2 separate regions of the Homo sapiens genome follow, and region 1 is linked to region 2. Evidence: read pairs that join two places in POLR2A ChIA-PET (ENCODE). Cell type or tissue: Panc1. All regions are shown on one strand. Links, peaks and the distances in the headings refer to the core of each region. The heading gives the core; the rest is flanking DNA.

Region 1 (9,828 bases), core at 781-8,780, 120 kb after region 2:
AAAATGGAAAAAAGCATTAAATCTCTTTTCAGGGGTTTAGATTAAGGAAATCTCCAAATTGGTTTTCTTTTGAGCTGGACTTTAAAAATAGGAGTAGATATATATATAGGAAGCAAGCAGTAGTAAAGGCATCAGTAACTCTTGGATTTGCATGAATAATTCATTCTAACAAGATCTTCAGTTTAAGGGAAAGGGAGAAGCAGGGAAAAAATAATAATTGCTTTGTTATTGGTGGCTCATTTCATCCTGTCAGCAACTCTGTGAGGTAGGTACTATTGTTTTTTCCATTATACAAGTATGGGAACTGAATCACAAAGTTTAAGTAACAACTGAAGTGACCAGCTACAGTGTAAAGAAGCCAGGACCCTGTGGTTTTTCTCTGTTCTAAAACCGTTACACCCAATCTGCCTCTCACATTGCCTTGTATGCCTTGTCAGTTGATGAAATATCTAAATTGATTCCCAGTGTATGTTCCAAGGAACATTAGTTCATCAAGCTGCTATTAAAAAAAAAAAAAAAGAGGCCAGGCACAGTAGCTTACACCAGTAATCCCAGCACTTTGGGAGGCCGAGACAGGTGCATCACGTGAGGTCAGGAGTTCCAGACCAGCCTGGCCAGCTTGGTGAAACCCCATTTCTACTAAAAATACAAAAATTAGCCAGGTGTGGTGGTGCATGCCTGTAATCCCAGCTACTCTGGAGGCTGAGACAGGAGAATCGCTTGAACCCAGTAGGTGGAGATTGCAGTGAGCAGAGATTGTGCCATTGCAATCCAGCCTGGGCAATAGAGCAAGACTCTGACTCAGAAAAAATAAATAAATAAAATGAAAAGAATGCCTCGGTCAAGTTTGGAGAATAGCCAGATGTGCTATCCTCTATGTAGACGTTTACAGTCTTTATGAGAATATCAACATCTTTGAGAAGCATTGCTGTAAAAAATTTTGACTTGGTTTAATCCAGTATTCCTCCAATTTATGTGACCACTAAAATACCTACTAATAGATGCATCTCTTATATAGTAGGATGTCATTGAATATATATGGTAGAGAAGTAACATAATCAGTTTTGTGTTTTAGAAAGCTCATTCTTGGCCAGGCGCAGTGGCTCGTGCCTGTAACCCCAGAACTTTGGGAGGCCAAGGTGGGCAGATCACAAGGTCAGGAGTTCGAGACCAGCCTGGCAAACACGGCGAAACCCCATCTCTACTAAAAATACAAAAATTAGCCGGGTGTGGTGGTGGATGCCTGTAATCCCAGCTACTCAGGAGGCTGAGGCAGAAGAATTGCTTGAACCCAGGAGGTGGAGGTTGCAGTGAGCCAAGATCGCTCCACTGCACTTCAGCCTGAGCGACAGAGCTAGACTCTATCTCAAAAATAAAAGCTCAGTCTTGGACCGGGTGTGGTGGCTCATGCCTGTAATCCCAGTACTTTGGGAGGCCAAAGTGGGAGGATTGCTTGAGGCCAGGAGTTCAAGACCAACCTGGTCAACATAGTGAGACCCCATCTATTTAAAAAAGAAAAAAAAAAAAGAAAGCTCATTCTGGTGGCAATGGGGAGAATGGTTTGGAAGGAAAGATTGGAGTCAGGAAAATCAATTCAGCCCAGCCTTTCTTCTCTAGACTGCACTGCCAGCTCTCATATATCAGATTTCCATGTAATTCTGGTCTATACACTTTAGTCATCTCAACAACCCTGTCTTAATTACTGTAGCTTATAAAAGCTACACTAGGCCAGAAGTGTTGGTTCACGCCTGTAATCCCAGCACTTTGGGAGACAGAGACGGGTGGATCACTAGTTCAAGAGAGCAGGACCATCTTGGCCAACGTGGTGAAACCCTGTCTCTACTAAAAATACAAAAATTAGCTGGGCATGGTGATGTGCGCCTGTAGTCCCAGCTACTCAGGAGGCTGAGGCAGGAGAATCACTTGAACCTGGGAGGCGGAGGTTGCAGTGAGCCAAGATTGCGCCACTGCACTCCAGCCTCTTGCTCTTGCGACAGAGCAAGACTCCGTCTCAGGGGGAAAAGAAAGCTACACTATATTATAGAAGCGCTATTATCTGATATGAATAGTCTTCTGATTGTTCTTCAGGGTATGTTTGCTGTTTTTGACCCTTTTTCCAAATACCTTTTTTATGGGGGAAGACAGAGCCTCACTGTTGCACAATCTTGGCTCACTGTAGCCTCCGCCTCCTGGATTCAAGTGATCCCCCTGCTTCAGCCTCCCGAGTAGCTGGGACTACAGGCATGCACCACCACGCCCAGCTAATTTTTGTATTTTTAGTAGAGACGGGATTTTGCCATGTTGGCCAGGCTGGTCTCCAACTCTTGACCTCAGGTGATCCAATCCTTCTTGGCCTCCCAAAGTGCTGGGATTACAGGATGAGCCACCATGCCCAGCCCCCAAATACATTTTAGAATTAGCTTGGTGATGTTCAAGGAAAAATCTTGCTGACATTTTTTCCCCCTTGTGACAGAGTCTCACTCTGACGTCCAGGCTGGAGTGCAGTGGCGCAGTCTCGGCTCACTGCAACCTCCACCTCCCAGGTTCAAGCGATTCTCCTGCCTCAGCCTCCCAAATAGCTGGGACTACGGGCATGTGCCACCATGCCCGGCTAATTTTTTGTATTTTTAGCAGAAATAGGGTTTCACCGTGTTAGCCAGGATGGTCTCGATCTCCTGACCTCGTGATCCGCCCACCTCAGCCTCCCAAAGTGCTGGGATTACAGGCGTGAGCCACAGTGCGTGGCCCTTGCTGGCATTTTTATTGGAATTTCACTGACTCTACTGATTAATATAAGGAGAACTGACATTTCCAATATAAAGCCTTTCTGTCTCTGATACTATGGTATGCTTCCATTTATTATATGTTGGCCTTCTTTACTATCTGTTAATAGTTTTATAATTAAGGTCTTAAATGTGTATTGAGATGATTATGTCATTGTGTCCATTAATCTGTTCTTATGTGTAGACATTCCTTTTGCAAATATAGTCTGTTACTTTCTCATACTTCAGTATCCTCTTTAATTTCTTTAAATATATTAAACATTTATATCTGCTTCTAATAATTCCAGTTTCTGCAGTCTGTATATCTGATTCTGTTCTTTGTTCTAGTAATTCATTCGGGGTGACTCGGTTCCATGTGTATTTTGTGATTTTTTTAAATGTAAGCACGTTTCTTTTTTTTTTTTTTTTTTTTTTTGATACGGAGTCTAGCTCTGTTGCCCAGGCTGAAGTGCAGTGGCACAATCTCAGCTCACTGCAAGCTCCGCCTCCTGGGTTCACGCCATTCTCCTGCCTCAGCCTCCTGAGTAGCTGGGACTACAGTCACCTGCCACCATGCCCGGCTAATTTTTTTTTTTTTTTTCAGTAGAGATGGGGTTTCACACCTGGGATTACAGGCGTGAGCCACCGTGCCTGGCCTTTTGTTTTCTTTTGTTGTTGTTGTTGTTTTGTTTTTTGCACGTGTTTCTTAGAACCATATTTGTGGTAATATTTTGGTGATTTACTTTAGCTTCAGCCAGGTAGCTAAGGGCACTACCTACCTCTCATCACTCTAAAATTTTAGATTGAGATTTTTCAGGCCATAGAGGTCATATAAATTCAGGGATCAAACCCAAGAGCATTCACTGTGGAATGCTGTGAAACAAATTGTCTCAAGACCTTGTAGCTTAAAACCATAATTAAATCTTTCCAGCCTGTGTGCTGGCACACACCTATAATCCTGGCACTTTCTGAGGCCGAAGCAGGAGGATCACTTAACCCAAGAGTTCAGCCTGGGCAACATAGCCAGACCAGGAAAAAAAAAAAAAAAAAGTTAGCCAGGCTTGGTGGCAGCTGCATGTAGTCTCAGCTACTTGGGAGGCTGAGGTGGAAGAACACTTGAGCCCAGGAGTTTGCGACTAGAGTAAGCTATGATGATCATGCCTTATAGACTAAGCCCATGTCTCAAAAACAAACAACAACAAGAAAAACCAATCACCTTTTTTTTCATGGTTTCAGACAAAGTATACTTGTCTCTGCCTCACAATGTTTAGTACCTCATTTGGAGGACCCAAAGACTAGGGGCTGGAATCACCTGAATACTCATGCACTTACGTATCTGGCTGTCAGCTGGGGACTTTGCTACAGATGTCAGCCAGAACATCCACATATGGTATATCCATGTGACCTGGGCTTCCTCACAACCTGGTGGCTGGGTTCTTGGGCAAGTGTCCTAAGAAAGAGCCTGTGCTAGGGATAACCATATTTCCTTTTATGACCTATCCTTAAAAATCTTGCAGTATCATAAGCCACATCCAGGTTTAAGGAGAGAATTAGATTCCACCTCCTAAAGGGGAATGTAGACATTCTACAAGTGCATATGGGACTAGAAATATTGCTGTAGCTACTTTTGGAAAATACAGTCTATCACACCAAGTAAAGGAGAGTATGTGATTAGCAATTCTTAGGGGGTGACATTTTTTCTTATTTTCCCTTCTGCTAGAACCAAGCCTACAGATAGGATGTAGCCCCACCATATCTGTCTAGGGCAAGTTTTTTTCTGGTTCATCCAGTGAAGGTATTGCCTTTTGAAGGTCCTGTCTTTATGTGGAGGTCTCCTTATCTGTGTCCAAGCTTTATCTGCTGCTCCCTTGACTTTAGGCCACCAAGGATATGTAGATGTTCTCAAAGTGCTCTGGGTCAGCCGCATAATACCTCTCAGGATTTATGTCTACCTATTGTTTTAGTCCTTCAAGTATATCCCTTACTTTCCTGCTAGTTAAACCATGCATTCTAGAACATGTTTGCCTTTTATCTCACATGTTCAGGTATTCATCCTGAGGGTTTCTCTGCATATCTGATTTACCATATTGCCTAAATAGAACTTATTAGGGGTTATTTTTAATACTGCTTTTTTGGGTTTTTTCTTTTTTTTTTTTGAGACGGAGTCTCCCTCTGTCACCCAGGCTGGAGTGCAGTGGCACGATCTCGGCTCACTGCAACCTCCACCTCTCGGGTTCAAGTGACTCTCCTGCCTCAGCTTCCCAAGTAGCTGGGATTACAGGCGCGTGCCACCATCATGACCAGCTAATTTTGGTATTTTTGTAGAGCCAGGGTTTCACCATGTTGGCCAGGCTAGTCTCAAACTCCTGACCTCAAGTAATCCGCCTGCCTTGGCCTCCCAAAGTGCTGGGATTACAGGCGTGAGCCACCTCACCCAGTGAAAGGTAGCAATTTCATTAGTAAGAGTCGATATGAATGCAATCCTTTTGGGAATAATGAGAAATGACACTACTCGCAAGTATGGCTATATTGGCTGATAATATAGCATGTGACAATGTTTCTTGATCTGCAGAGATATGAGCTCATTTTTCTTTTTAATTTTCTTTTCTTTTTTTTTTTTTTTTTTTGAGATGGAGTTTCACTCTTGTTGCCCAGGCTGGAGTACAATGGCATGATCTCGGCTCACTGCAACCTCTGCCTCCCAGGTTCAAGCGATTTTCCTGCCTCAGCCTCCCAAGTAGCTGTGATTACAGGCATGTGCCACCATGCCCGGCTAATTTTGTATTTTTAGTAAAGACTGGGTTTCTCCATGTTGGTCAGGCTGGTCTCGAACTCCCGACCTCAGGTGATCCACCCACCTTGGCCCCCCAAAGTTTGGGATTACAGGCATGAGCCACTGCACCCAGCCTTTTTAATTTTTTTCTCTTAGTGATCTTTTAAAGACAACTTCTGTTTTATAGGGATAACGCCTATAATCCCAGCAATTTCATAATTGAAAGATTTTATTCATTGAAAATCCAGTTTTTAATATTATTTAAATTGTGGTAAGACATACATAACAAGAACTTACCATTTTAAACTTTTTTTTTTTTTTTTTTGAGATGGAGTTTCACTCTTGTTGCCCACACTAGAGTGCAATGGCATGATCTCGGCTCACTGCAACCTCCGCCTCCCAGGTTCAAGCAATTCTCCTACCTCAGCCCCCTGAATAGCTGGGATTACAGGCACCCACCACCACCATGCCCGGCTAATTTTTTTATATTTTTATTAGAGAATGGAGTTTCACCATGTTGGCCAGGCTTGTCTTGAACTCCTGACCTGAGGTGATCCACCTTCCTCGGCCTCCCAAAGTGCTAGGATTACAGGCGTGAGCCACTGCGCCCAGCGATTTTATTTTATTTTATTTCTTTATTTATTTTATTTTATTTTTTTGAGACGGAGTCTTGCTCTGTCGCCCAGGCTGGAGTGCAGTGGCGCGATGTACGCTCACTGCAAGCTCCGCCTCCCGGGTTTACTTACACCATTCTCCTGCCTCAGCCTCCCGAGTAGCTGGGACTACAGGCTCCCGCCACCACGCCCGGCTAATTTTTTGTATTTTTAGTAGAGACGGGGTTTCACCGTGTTAGCCAGGATGGTCTCGATCTCCTGACCTCGTGATCCGCCCGCCTTGGCCTCCCAAAGTGATGGGATTACAGGCGTAAGCCACCACGCCCGGCGATTTTAAACATTTTTAAGTGTTCAATTCCATGGCAGTAAGCACTTTCATAGTATTATGTAACCATCACCACTATTTCATCATCCCAAATAGAAACTCTATACCTGTTTAGCATTCCTTTTCCCCTCCTCTCCCAAGCCTCTGGTAACCACCATTCTTTCTATCTCTATGAATTTGTCTATTCTAGGTAACTCGAATAAGTGGAATCATACAATAATTGTTATTTTATGCCTGGCTTATGCTAATTAGCATACTGTTTTCAAAGTTCATCCATATTGTGGCATGTATCAGAACTTCATTTCTGGTTGAGCTCAGTGGCTCACACCTGTAATCCCAGCACTTTGGGAGGCTGAAGTGGAAGGATCCCTTGAGACCAGGAGTTCAAGACCAGTCTGGACAACATAGTGAGATTTCGTCTTTACAAAAAATAAAAATAAAAAAATTAGCCAGTCTGGGTGGCGAGTGCCTATAGTCCCAGCTACTTGGGAGGCTGAAGTGGGAGAATCCCTTGAATCCAGGAGGTCAAGGCTGCAGTAAGCTCTGATCAGTCTGCTGCATTCCGGCCTGGGTGACAGAGCAAGTCCCTGTCTCAAAAAAAAACTTCATTTCTTTTTATGGCTTTATTAATATTCCATTGTGTATATATACATACATATATATATGTATGTATATATACCACATTTTGTTTATCATTCATCTAATGATAGGCACTTGGGTTATTTCCAATTTGGGGCTATTATGAATAATGCTTCTATGAACATTGGTGTACAAGTATTTATTTGAGTACCGGTTTTCCTTTTTTTTTTTTTTTTTTTTGAGTATAATTGCTGAGACATATGGTAATTCTGTATTTAAATTTTTTGAGAATTGACAAACTGTTTTCTGCAGCAACTGTACAGTTTTACGTTGCCACCAGCAATGAACTATGGTTCCAGTTTCTCCACATCTTTGTCAGCATTTGTAATTTTCCATTTTTTGGACTATAGCCATCCTAGTAAGTGTGCAGTGATGATGTCACATTGTGGTTTTGATTTTCATTTCCCTGATGACTAAGGATGATGAGCATCTTGCATCTTTTCACATGCTTATTGGCCATCTATATATCTTCTTTAGAGAATACCTATTCAAGTCCTTTGCCCATTTTCTGATTCTAGTTTCATTTTAAAGTCATGATTTTTTTTTTTTTTTTTTTTTTGAGACGGAGTCTCGCTCTGTCACCAGGCTGGAGTGCAGTGGCACGATCTCAGCTCACTGCAACCTCCACCTCCTAGGTTCAAGAGATTCTCCTGCCTTAACCTCCCGAGTAGCTGGGACTACAGGCGTGTGCCCACCATGCCCAGCTAATTATTGTATTTTTAGTAGAGATGGGGTTTCACTATGTTGGCCAGGATGGTCTCAATCTCTTGACCTCGTGATCCACCTGCCTCGGCCTCTCAAAGTGCTGGGATTACAGGCATGAGGCACTGTGCCTGGCCAAGTCATGATTTCTTAGACTGGGTTCTGTGGACACATCCTAATAGAAGAGGATCTAGCTCTCTTAGTTTCAGCTTCCTTTGGGAACCCAGGCCTCTGGGCTCCAGTAACACTGCCTCCTTCCTTTACCTTGCCAACCGAGGGTTGGTAGTCACTTCTTGCTATCTCTAAACTCTGGGTTACTTCACTGTTCCTTTTGTCCCTTAGATCCTCCCTCAGTTATGCGTCAAAATCTTTGCATTAAATTCTTGCTGTTGTAACTATTTGATGTGGTTTCTGTTACCCCGAATAGATCTTGACATAGCATCTAAATTCCCTCATTTTATAGGGGAAGAAACTTGTACCATTTTGTCTTCCAAATACATTTTAGAATTACTTGGTCATGTTAAAGGAAAAACATTGCAGCTATTCCTTCCCATAACATACTTCTCAGTCGTAACTAGCAATCTAGCAGTCATAATCACTTTTTTTTTTTTTTGAGATGGAGTCTCACTCTGTTACCAGGCTGGAGTGCAGTGGCACAGTCTCAGCTCACTGCAACTTCTACTTCCTGGGTTCAAGCTTTTCTCCTGCCTCAGCCTCCCAAGTAATTACAGGCTAGGATTACAGGCCTGAGCCACCGTGGCCAGCCTCATAATCACATTTAATACAAAATAAAGTCACGTTGTAAAGACTCAAATTTATACATCACAATGTATAAAGGTAAAAATTTTATTTTTAAAGAATAAAATTACAAAAATTAAAGAATTTCTCCAAATTCATATAGTTAGTAAAAAGACAGATAGTGTTGGGACCATGATGCCTTCATGCCCAGTCCATTTCTTGTTCTAACAAATTAAAACTTCCCGGGTTGGAGTGGGAGAGGAGCTTTTTTCCTTTATATGGTTTTTTTTTTGGTTTTGGTTTTTCTTTTTTTTTTTTTTTTTTTTTTGGTAGAGAGAGGTCTTGCTATATTCCCCAGCCTGGTCTTGAATTCCTGGCCTTAAACAGTGTGCCCGCCTTCCAAAGTGCTAGGAGCTGGGATTACAGGCATGAGCCACCACACCCAGCTTCTTACTGATTTATTTTCTTTTCTTTTTTTTTTTTTTTTTTGAGACACAGGGTCTCACATTGTCACCCAGGCTGTAGTGCAGTGGTGTGGTCATGGTTCACTATAGCCTCAAAATCCCAGGCTCAAGCGTTCCTCCCACTTCAGCCTCCCGAGTCAGTGGGACTACAGGCGTGAGCCACCATGCCCAGCTAATTTTTAAAATTTTTCTTTTGTGAAAACAGGGTCTCACTATGTTGACCAGGCTGGTTTTGAACTCCTGGCCTCAAGTGATCCTCTTGCCACAGCCTTCCAAAGTGCTGGGAATACAGACATGAGCCACTATGCCCAGCTTTGATTTTTTTTTAACCATATAAATCTATTACCTATTTAGAATAAACTAATTTTAAATTTTTTAAGTAAAATAAAATGTTTACCCTTATAAATTATGATGTATAAATTTGAGTCTTTACAAAATGTCTTTACTTTGTATTAAATGTGATTATGATTGCTAGTTATGACTGAGAAGTATGTTATGGGAAGACTACTAAGCATACAATTGTGCATGAGCTTATACACAAACACACACATAATGTAGTTCTACATCTAGAAATTACATTAATTTTATTATTTTCTGTTTCCTAGAATAATGGTCTCAAACTCTTTGGTCACATTTTCCTATCAGTAAAAAATGTTGAGTTTTTTTATTTATTTACAATATATCATAAGTATATGGACTAATGTGTACATTAAAAACATTAACAAAAACTTACATTTATAAAAAACAAGGTAAACAAATTAGGGGGAGATGGCTGAGCACTGTGGCTCACTCCTGTAATCCCTTCACTTTG
Region 2 (8,000 bases), core at 1-8,000:
CTTCCTGTGAATTTCCTTTTACCCAGCTGAACTGACACTCTAGAACGGCTCCATCCAATAGACATATAATGTAATCACATCTGTAATTTTAATTTTTCTGATGGTCACATTAAAAAAGTAAGAAGAAATTGGTCAAATAATTTAAACTTTTTTTTTAATTTTTAATTTTTTGGAGATGGGGTTTTGCTCTTGTTACCCAGGCTGGAGTGCAATGGTGCGATCTCGGCTCACTGCAACCTCCGCCTCCTGGGTTCAAGCGATTCTCCTGCCTCAGCCTCCCAAGTAGCTGGATTTACAGGTGTGTGCCACCATGCCTAGCTAATTTTGTAGAATTTATTTAATTAACCCAGTATATGTGAAATATCATTTTAACATGTGATCAATAGCAAAAAATCATAAGATTATTTTTCCTTTTTTTGGGTACTAAATCTTCAAAATCTGGTGTGCATTTTACATTTTCTGCATATCTAATTTTTTTTTTTTGGAGGCAGAGTCTCGCTCTGTCACCCAGGCTGGACTGCAGTGGTGCTTTCTTGGCTCACTGCAGCCTCCGCCTCCCAGGTTCCAGCGATTCTTGTGCCTCAGCCTCCTGAGTAGCTGGGATTATAGGTGCCTGGCACCATGCCCGGCTAATTTTTGTATTTTTAGTAGAGATGGGGTTTCACCATGTTGCCCAGGCTGGTCTTGAACTCCTGACGTCAGGTGATCCGCCTGCCTTGGCCTCCCAAAGTGCTGGGATTACAGACATAGGCCACCGCACCCAGCCTGCATATCTAAATTTAAACTAGCCAAATTTCAAGTGCTCAATAGCCACAAGTGTCTAGCGGCTACCACACTGGACAGAAGGCTGTAGAATACTATTTCACAGATTTTTAATTTAATGTTGTAACAGATCTTTCCCCATATCGTTTATATTGTTCTATAATCGTTTATATTGTTCTATAAATAGACTTTCAGTGCTTTTTGACATCTTTACCTAGATATATCAAAGGCAGCACAAATTCAGTATGTCCTGTACTAGAGTTGTAATAACCACTCGCAAATCAGATTCTTTTCTAGGGTTTACTATCCAATTAAACAAAACAGAGACCAAGAAGTCATCTTTTAAACCCTCTTCTCATTTACCCCATATCCAGCCTTGACAAGGCTCACTGATTTTCTCTCTAAAAATTTCTCTTGAATCTATCCAATCCTGTTCAACTTCACAGCTAGCACTCTAGTCCAAAACCAACTCTCTTCACTCCACTTCAGACCATTCTTTACAACAAAGATAGAGTTGTCTTTTTAAAAGCCAGATTTTACCACAATAACTCACTCTCTCACTCTCATAACTTTTCAGTGGACCCCCATTACTATTAGGATAAAGTCCCAAAATTGCTGGTATGATCTGCAAGGCCTTGCCCAGTGGGCCCCCTCCAGCCTCTCCAGCTTGCACACAGCTCTCTGAATTCAAGTCACACTGGCCTTTATTTAGTTTGTTCAATGCCTCATGCATCTTCTACCACAGAGACTTTGTACATGCCATTCACCTTTACTGAAAGGCTCTTTCACCTACTTTTCCTTTGGTGATCAACTCAAACATCACATGCTTAAAAAGCCTTCTATGGGCTGGGCGCACTGGCTCACGCCTGTAATCCCAGCACTTTGGGAGGCCGAGGTGGATGGATCACCTGAGGTGAGGAGTTTGAGACCATCCTGACCGACATAGTGAAACCCCGTCTCTACTAAAAATACAAAATTAGCCACATGTGGCATGCCTGTGCTCCCAGCTACTTGGGAGGCTGAAGTAGGAGAATCGCTTGAATCCGGGAAGTGGAGGTTGTGGTGAGCCGAGATCATGCCAGCCTGGGCAACAAGAGTGAAACTCTGTACCCCCACCCCCCCAAAAAAGCCTTCCATGGTTTCCTTAACAAAGTTATATTTTGCTAATATAGTTCTGATACCACATGTACTAGTTACAGTTACAATCTTACATTTATTTACTAGAATGATTTCTGGCTATTTCTTCCACTAGGCTATAAACTCCATGAAGACAGAGATCATTTATTTTGATTATCACTTAAGTACTAGCCTGGTACACAGTAGACTCAAATACTGGCTGGATTATAAAGTACATGAATGGTTGTGAAAACCTAAGTAACCGTCTGGGAAAAAAAAATATTTTTTAATTGTATATAATAGACAGCAATATAAAAAAAACTTCTACAAATTCATCCTTTCAAATATGATGAAGTGTCAACTATGTATGTGCAGGGAGCTGTCTGAGGTACCACGGACACAGCAATTTAAGAAAACCTAAGCAGATGCTCTCATGGAGCCCATATTCTAGCGTGAAATAGACAACAGTAAATATGTGATATAGGCTGAGAGTGGTGGCTCACGCCTATAATCCCAGCACTTTGGGAAGTTAAGGCAGGAAGAATGCCTGAGGCCAGGAGTTCAAGACCAGCTTGGGCCACATAGTAAGACCTCATCTCTACAAAAAAATTAAAAAATTAGCTAGTCATGGTGGCGTACACCAGTAATCCCAGCTATTGGGAGGCTGAGGCAAGAGAATCACTTGAGCCCAAGAGGTCAAGGCTTGCAGTGAGCTGTGTTCACGCTGGTACACTTCAGCGCTGGGTTAACAGAGTGAGACCCTGTCTCAAAAAAACAAAAGAAGTGATATATCAGGTGGTGATCAGTGCAGTGACTAAACGACAAAACTGAGAAAGAAGTGGGTGAGGAGGTATTATAGAAAAAAGTGATATCTGAACAGAGGACTCAAGGAAATGAGAGAATGAGCCCTAGGCACATGGTGGGGAAGAGCATCCCAGGTAGAGGGATTAGAAAGCACAAAGGCTCCTGAAGTCGGGGTTGGTTTGCCCAGGAACAGCAAAGAGGACAGTGTGGTTGGAGCAGAGGGGGCCAACAAAAAAGCAGCTGGCAGAAAGTTCACAGAGGTACAAAGGTCAGTTCATGCAGAGCCTCATAAATTGCAGTAAGGCCTTGGGTCTTTATTTTTACTGAGATGGGAAAGTATTACAGAATTTGGACTAGAGAAGAAACATGATTTGATTCACATTTTGGAAGAATTACTTGGGCTGCTGTGGAAGAAAAAACAGAATGGACCTTGTCTCTACACAAAATAAAAAAGTACATTAGTCAGGTGTGGTGGTACACGCCTATGGTCCCAGATACTTGGGGGGATGAGGTGGGAAAATCGCTTGAGCCTGGGAGTTTGAGGCTGCAGTGAGCCACGATCGAGCCACTGCACTCCAGCCTAGGTGACACAGCGAGACCTCATCTCTAAAAATAAATAAAAAGAATGGAACAAAAAGAAGCAAGAGACTAATCAAAAAACTACTGCAATGAGGGCTCCTCAGAAGCAGGGTAGGAGCAATGGAGACAAGGATCCAATTCTAAAGAGACTAAAGAAAACCTAATTTATTGATATAGTGAAAGACCAGAGGGAAAAGCAGCTTGTGGTGGTAGAGACACATGAGTTTGCTTTGGCTGTTAACAACAAGATGGCTCTTAGGCATCCAAATGGAAATACTGTAGGTGATCAAATATATGAGCCTGGAGTTCACATGAGAGTTCAAGTCTCCAAAAAACAAACAAACAAACAAACAAACAAACAAAGACAGACAAGCAAATAATTCAGAAGAGTACCTCACATGTAGTAAGGTTTTAATATATGGCAGCCATGGCCAGGCGCGGTGGCTCATGCCTGTAATCCCAGCACTTTGGAAGGCCAAGGCAGGCGGAACACCTGAGGTCAGGAGTTCGAGACAAGCCTGACCAACGTAGCGAAACCCCATCTCTACTAAAAGTACAAAAATTAGCTGGGCGTGGTGGCAAGTGCCTATAATCCCAGCTACTCGGGAGGCTGAGGCAGGGGAATTGCTTGAACCCGGGAAGCAGAGGTTACAGTGAGCTGAGATTGCAACACTGCACTCCAGCCTGGGCAACAAGCGCGAGACTCCATCTCTAAAACAAACAAACAAACCAACAAACAAAAACGGCAGCCATTATCATTACTGAAAGATCCTACCAAAGCATTGAAAAGCTAACAAAAAGCCCAACTTAACCTTCATTTCTGTTTATATAGTGGTAGAAAGCCCCAAATCCAAGGGCAAACTAACAAGGCATTTATCTTCAAAATATTAGAAGACATGTTAGTGGTTATACAGCAGATGATATCATTTGACATAAGCACTTTTCCAATTTTCTTCTTCCAAGCCACAAAAGAGTAGGAAGGTTTCCAAGGCATAATGTTTCACCAAGCAGTAGCCAAACATGAGTATCTTTTTTTTTCCTAAAAATACAAAAAAAAACCTTAAAGAATGATGTAGAAAAAGAGAACAAGAGCAAATCCAAATTTTGGTGAAGTTTGGTCTGATTTAATTCTTCTAATCATGAAAGATACTCAAACACTCAGATGTGTTTTAGGAAAACAGATAGAGGAACCCTCCCTTCAGCAGCTGCCTTCGTTCTTCAATTGGCAAGAGACTTGCCACACAATAAACAGTGCATCTGTGCTGTCTCATTGAGATTAGGAATAAGTATGAGATCACAGGTCACATGAGCTGCATTTATGTTCTCTTCTTGACACTTTCCAAATGAAGCTAAGTCAACAGGAAGAGAGAGCCTACAATTCTACTGGGAAAATCATTTCCTCTTAATAGGAAACTCTTCTAGATGATTGAGCAGATGTGATGGTGCCACCCTACACTTGATCAGACATATATATATATATATATATATATATATATTTTTTTTTTTTTTTTTTTTTTTTTTTTTGAGACAGTCTCGCTCTGTCGCCCAGGCTGGAGTGCAGTGGCGTGATCTCAGCTCACTGCAAGCTCCGCCTCCCAGGTTCACACCATTCTCCTGCCTCAGCCTCCCGAGTAGCTGGGACTACAGGCGCCCGCCACCATGCCCGGCTAACTTTTTTTTGTATTTTTAGTAGAGACGGGGTTTCACCGTGTTAGCCAGGATGGTCTCAATCTCCTGACATCGTGTTCCGCCCTCCTGGGCCTCCCCAAGTGTTGGGGTTACAGGCATGAGCCACTGCGCCCGGCCCAGATAGACATATTAATACCAGACTTGGGCTTTGTTATGGACTGCATTGTGCCCCTCCCCACCAAAATTCTTCTGTTGGAGCCCTACCCCCCAATGTAACTGTATTTGAAGACGAGGCCTTTAAGGAGATGACTAAGGTTAAATGAGATTATAACAGTGGGCTCTAATCCAGTAGGAGTTGTCTTCATATGAGGAAGAGACACCAGGAGTGCGCACACCCAAAGGAAAGGCCATGTAAGGACAAAGTAACAAGGCGGTTAGCCATCTGCAAGCCACAAAGACAGCCCTCATCAGAAAGCAACTGTGCCAGCACCTTGACCTTGCACGTACAGCCTCCAGAACCGTGAGAAAATTAATTTCAGTTGCTGCAGCCACCCAATCTGTGGTATTTTGTTATGGCAGCCCAAGGAGATTTATTAACCTCCAGCCTTCATTAACATTTATAACCCCAGGGAATACTAGCCACCAGAAACAAACCCATTAAAACCAAGAGACTCTGACAACCTCTCTAGAAGTGCCATTAACACACCAAACTACCTTCCCTGTTTGCAGCACTCTTACCCTACCCTCGGGTGGGACTTCTCTAATACTCTCTCTACTCTTGTAAAGATGACCTCATTTTTCACAAACCCTCCCAAAAACAAGTTTAAGGTTAGGGGTTGTTCAAAGCCAAAACCCATTTCAATACAAGTTTAAGTTTAAAAGACAACAAGAATAATCTATAGGAAAAAAAAAACATGGAATCTAATATTACTAAACCTGGAGGATGTACAACTTTTAAAGCTTATACAAAATAAAGACCCTACACAGAAAAGAGATACAACTCTAATTACACAAACTTTAAACAAAAGTAATTGAAAAGGAAAACAAAAAGAAAATGATGGAAAAAATTATCTGCATATACAAAACATGAACATGTTTAATTTATAATATATGAAGAGCTACTAAAAGCATTATAAAAATCCCCACATCAGAAGCAATTTCCAAAAAAAAAAAAAAAAAATCCACAGAAACTTTAATCAGAGTGTAAACTGAAATAAATTAGGTATCTTTTTTCTTACCAAAAAAATCAAGAAAACATTTACCTTTCCATGAACTTGTCATTAGTTTAAATGACAAAGATACATTATTTCTTAAATTTCCTTAAGTTTCGTGTTTTTTTTTTCTATCGGTGCTTCTAAGGTCACTAATTCTTTTTACGTAAAAACATTACTACAGTACATATAAATCTCTGTAAAAATATGAAAATAAATCAAACTTAAGCCAATAAAATAAAGAGAAATGTAACCAACTATACTAACTGAACAAATAAATGTGGCAATGACACAGACACACAGGTATTTTATTGATGTTGGCACTTGATGTCTGAAGCAGGACTGCCATTTCCAAGATCTTCTGGACCATCCTAGGTGCTACATAAATATTTGTTGATTAAATGAATAAAAACATTATGTTCAAGTTTGAAGTCTCCACACCATGAAAACACTGGCACACTGTTTCCTCAATGAAGCAACTCCTACACAGTCAAATGACTAAAAATTATTTATTCTGGATAGCAGATGTCACAACTAAATTTAAAATTTTGAGATACCTTCGCTGTCTTCTGGATTTTCTTCTTCATTGGAGGCTTCAATATCTTCATCCTCCTGAGCAGAAACAGTGGAAGCGACACTTTCACATTGAGACACATCTCGCTCTTCACGAGGTTTTCGTGAAGTCTAAAGGAGGAAAGAGTATTATTTGATTTAAATAACTAAAAAGAAAAAAAAATTCATTTCTGAAATAATGTAGAACATTGATAAGCACACACACACACCAGACAAGGAGGTCACATGTTTGACAATAGTTCTGGTTAAAGTGCAGATAAATACCTCTCCATAATCACTAACTGGCCAAATTTTGTGTAGATGGCTCGCCTTTATCAAACTAAGCAAAAGTTACATCTGATCCACTTTTGGAATTACTCACCACTATACATGTATAAAAAGCCAAAAATCACATACCTCCATGCTTTTTACTCACTCCAGATAATGTTATCTAATAAAAACAATATATATATATTTTTTCTAAAGATAATATATACCTTGAAATGTGGAAGACATAACACTACAAAAATCACTGCTCATTATTCCAACAGTAAGAGATCCTAAATATACCGGTACATTTCCTTTCAATCTTTCAGAGGCATATACATGAATATAAATATTTATGTATACATGTAAACACAACCAGGAAAGCCCTATGTAATTACATATTCACTTTTTTAACATAATGTAGCCATGAGCAGAACATATCACTGTTACAAATTCTTCCTAATTATTGTTATTAATGATCCCATGAAAACATTATGTTGACATAATACTGACATATATTATGTTGACATATAATTAAAATTCTCCTATTTTAAGGCATTTTGGTAATTTTCAATTTTTGGTATAAATAATGCTGCAAGAAACTTCCTTCACTAGCATTAAGAATCACGCAATTTTATAAGCAACAACTCATCATTGATATTACTACTGAATTTCTTTTTACCACTCAATTTATTTTTCTTTTTTGAGACAGAATCTTGCTCTGTCACCCAGGCTGGAGTGCAGTGGCAGGATCTCAGCTCACTGGAACCTCCACCTCCTGGGTTCAAGCAATTCTCTGCCTCAGCCTCCCGAATAGTTGGAATTACAAGCACCCGCCACCAGGCCCAGCTAATTTTCATGTTTTTAGTAGAGACGGGGTTTCACCATCTTGGCCAGGCTGGTCTTGAACTCCTGACCTCGTGATCCACCCGCTTTGGCCTCCCAAAGTGCTGGGATTACAGGCGTGAGCCACCGCACCCAGCCAATACCACTCAATTTCTTTTACTATAAAAAAGCACAAATTCAGCTAAGCATAGGAGCTCATGTCTATAATCCCAGCACTTTGGGAGACTGAGGTGG

Evidence for each region. Peaks named below come from ENCODE experiments on the same cell type or tissue, not always from the same donor. Only the 100,000 strongest peaks of a DNase experiment are listed, where the experiment ranks them.
Region 1: POLR2A ChIA-PET joins it to region 2 with 5 read pairs; 2 of 35 experiments call an interaction of 5 or more read pairs at or near these places.

Annotation. Positions count from the first base shown.
Region 1 is chr17:16,222,209-16,232,036 of GRCh38, forward strand. The region is part of intron 1 of PIGL (phosphatidylinositol glycan anchor biosynthesis class L); the gene reads left to right. Among named protein-coding and RNA genes, the nearest start is that of PIGL, 9.9 kb to the left of the region's middle. In Panc1, for the core only: no CTCF peak of the experiment used is centred there; a DNase peak (open chromatin) is centred at 7,503; H3K27ac peaks cover 745 bases.
Region 2 is chr17:16,102,128-16,110,127 of GRCh38, forward strand. NCOR1 (nuclear receptor corepressor 1) reads right to left here. Exons shown (of 46, transcript NM_006311.4): 19 at 6,659-6,785. Among named protein-coding and RNA genes, the nearest start is that of SNORD163, 47 kb to the right of the region's middle. In Panc1, for the core only: no CTCF peak of the experiment used is centred there; a DNase peak (open chromatin) is centred at 4,594.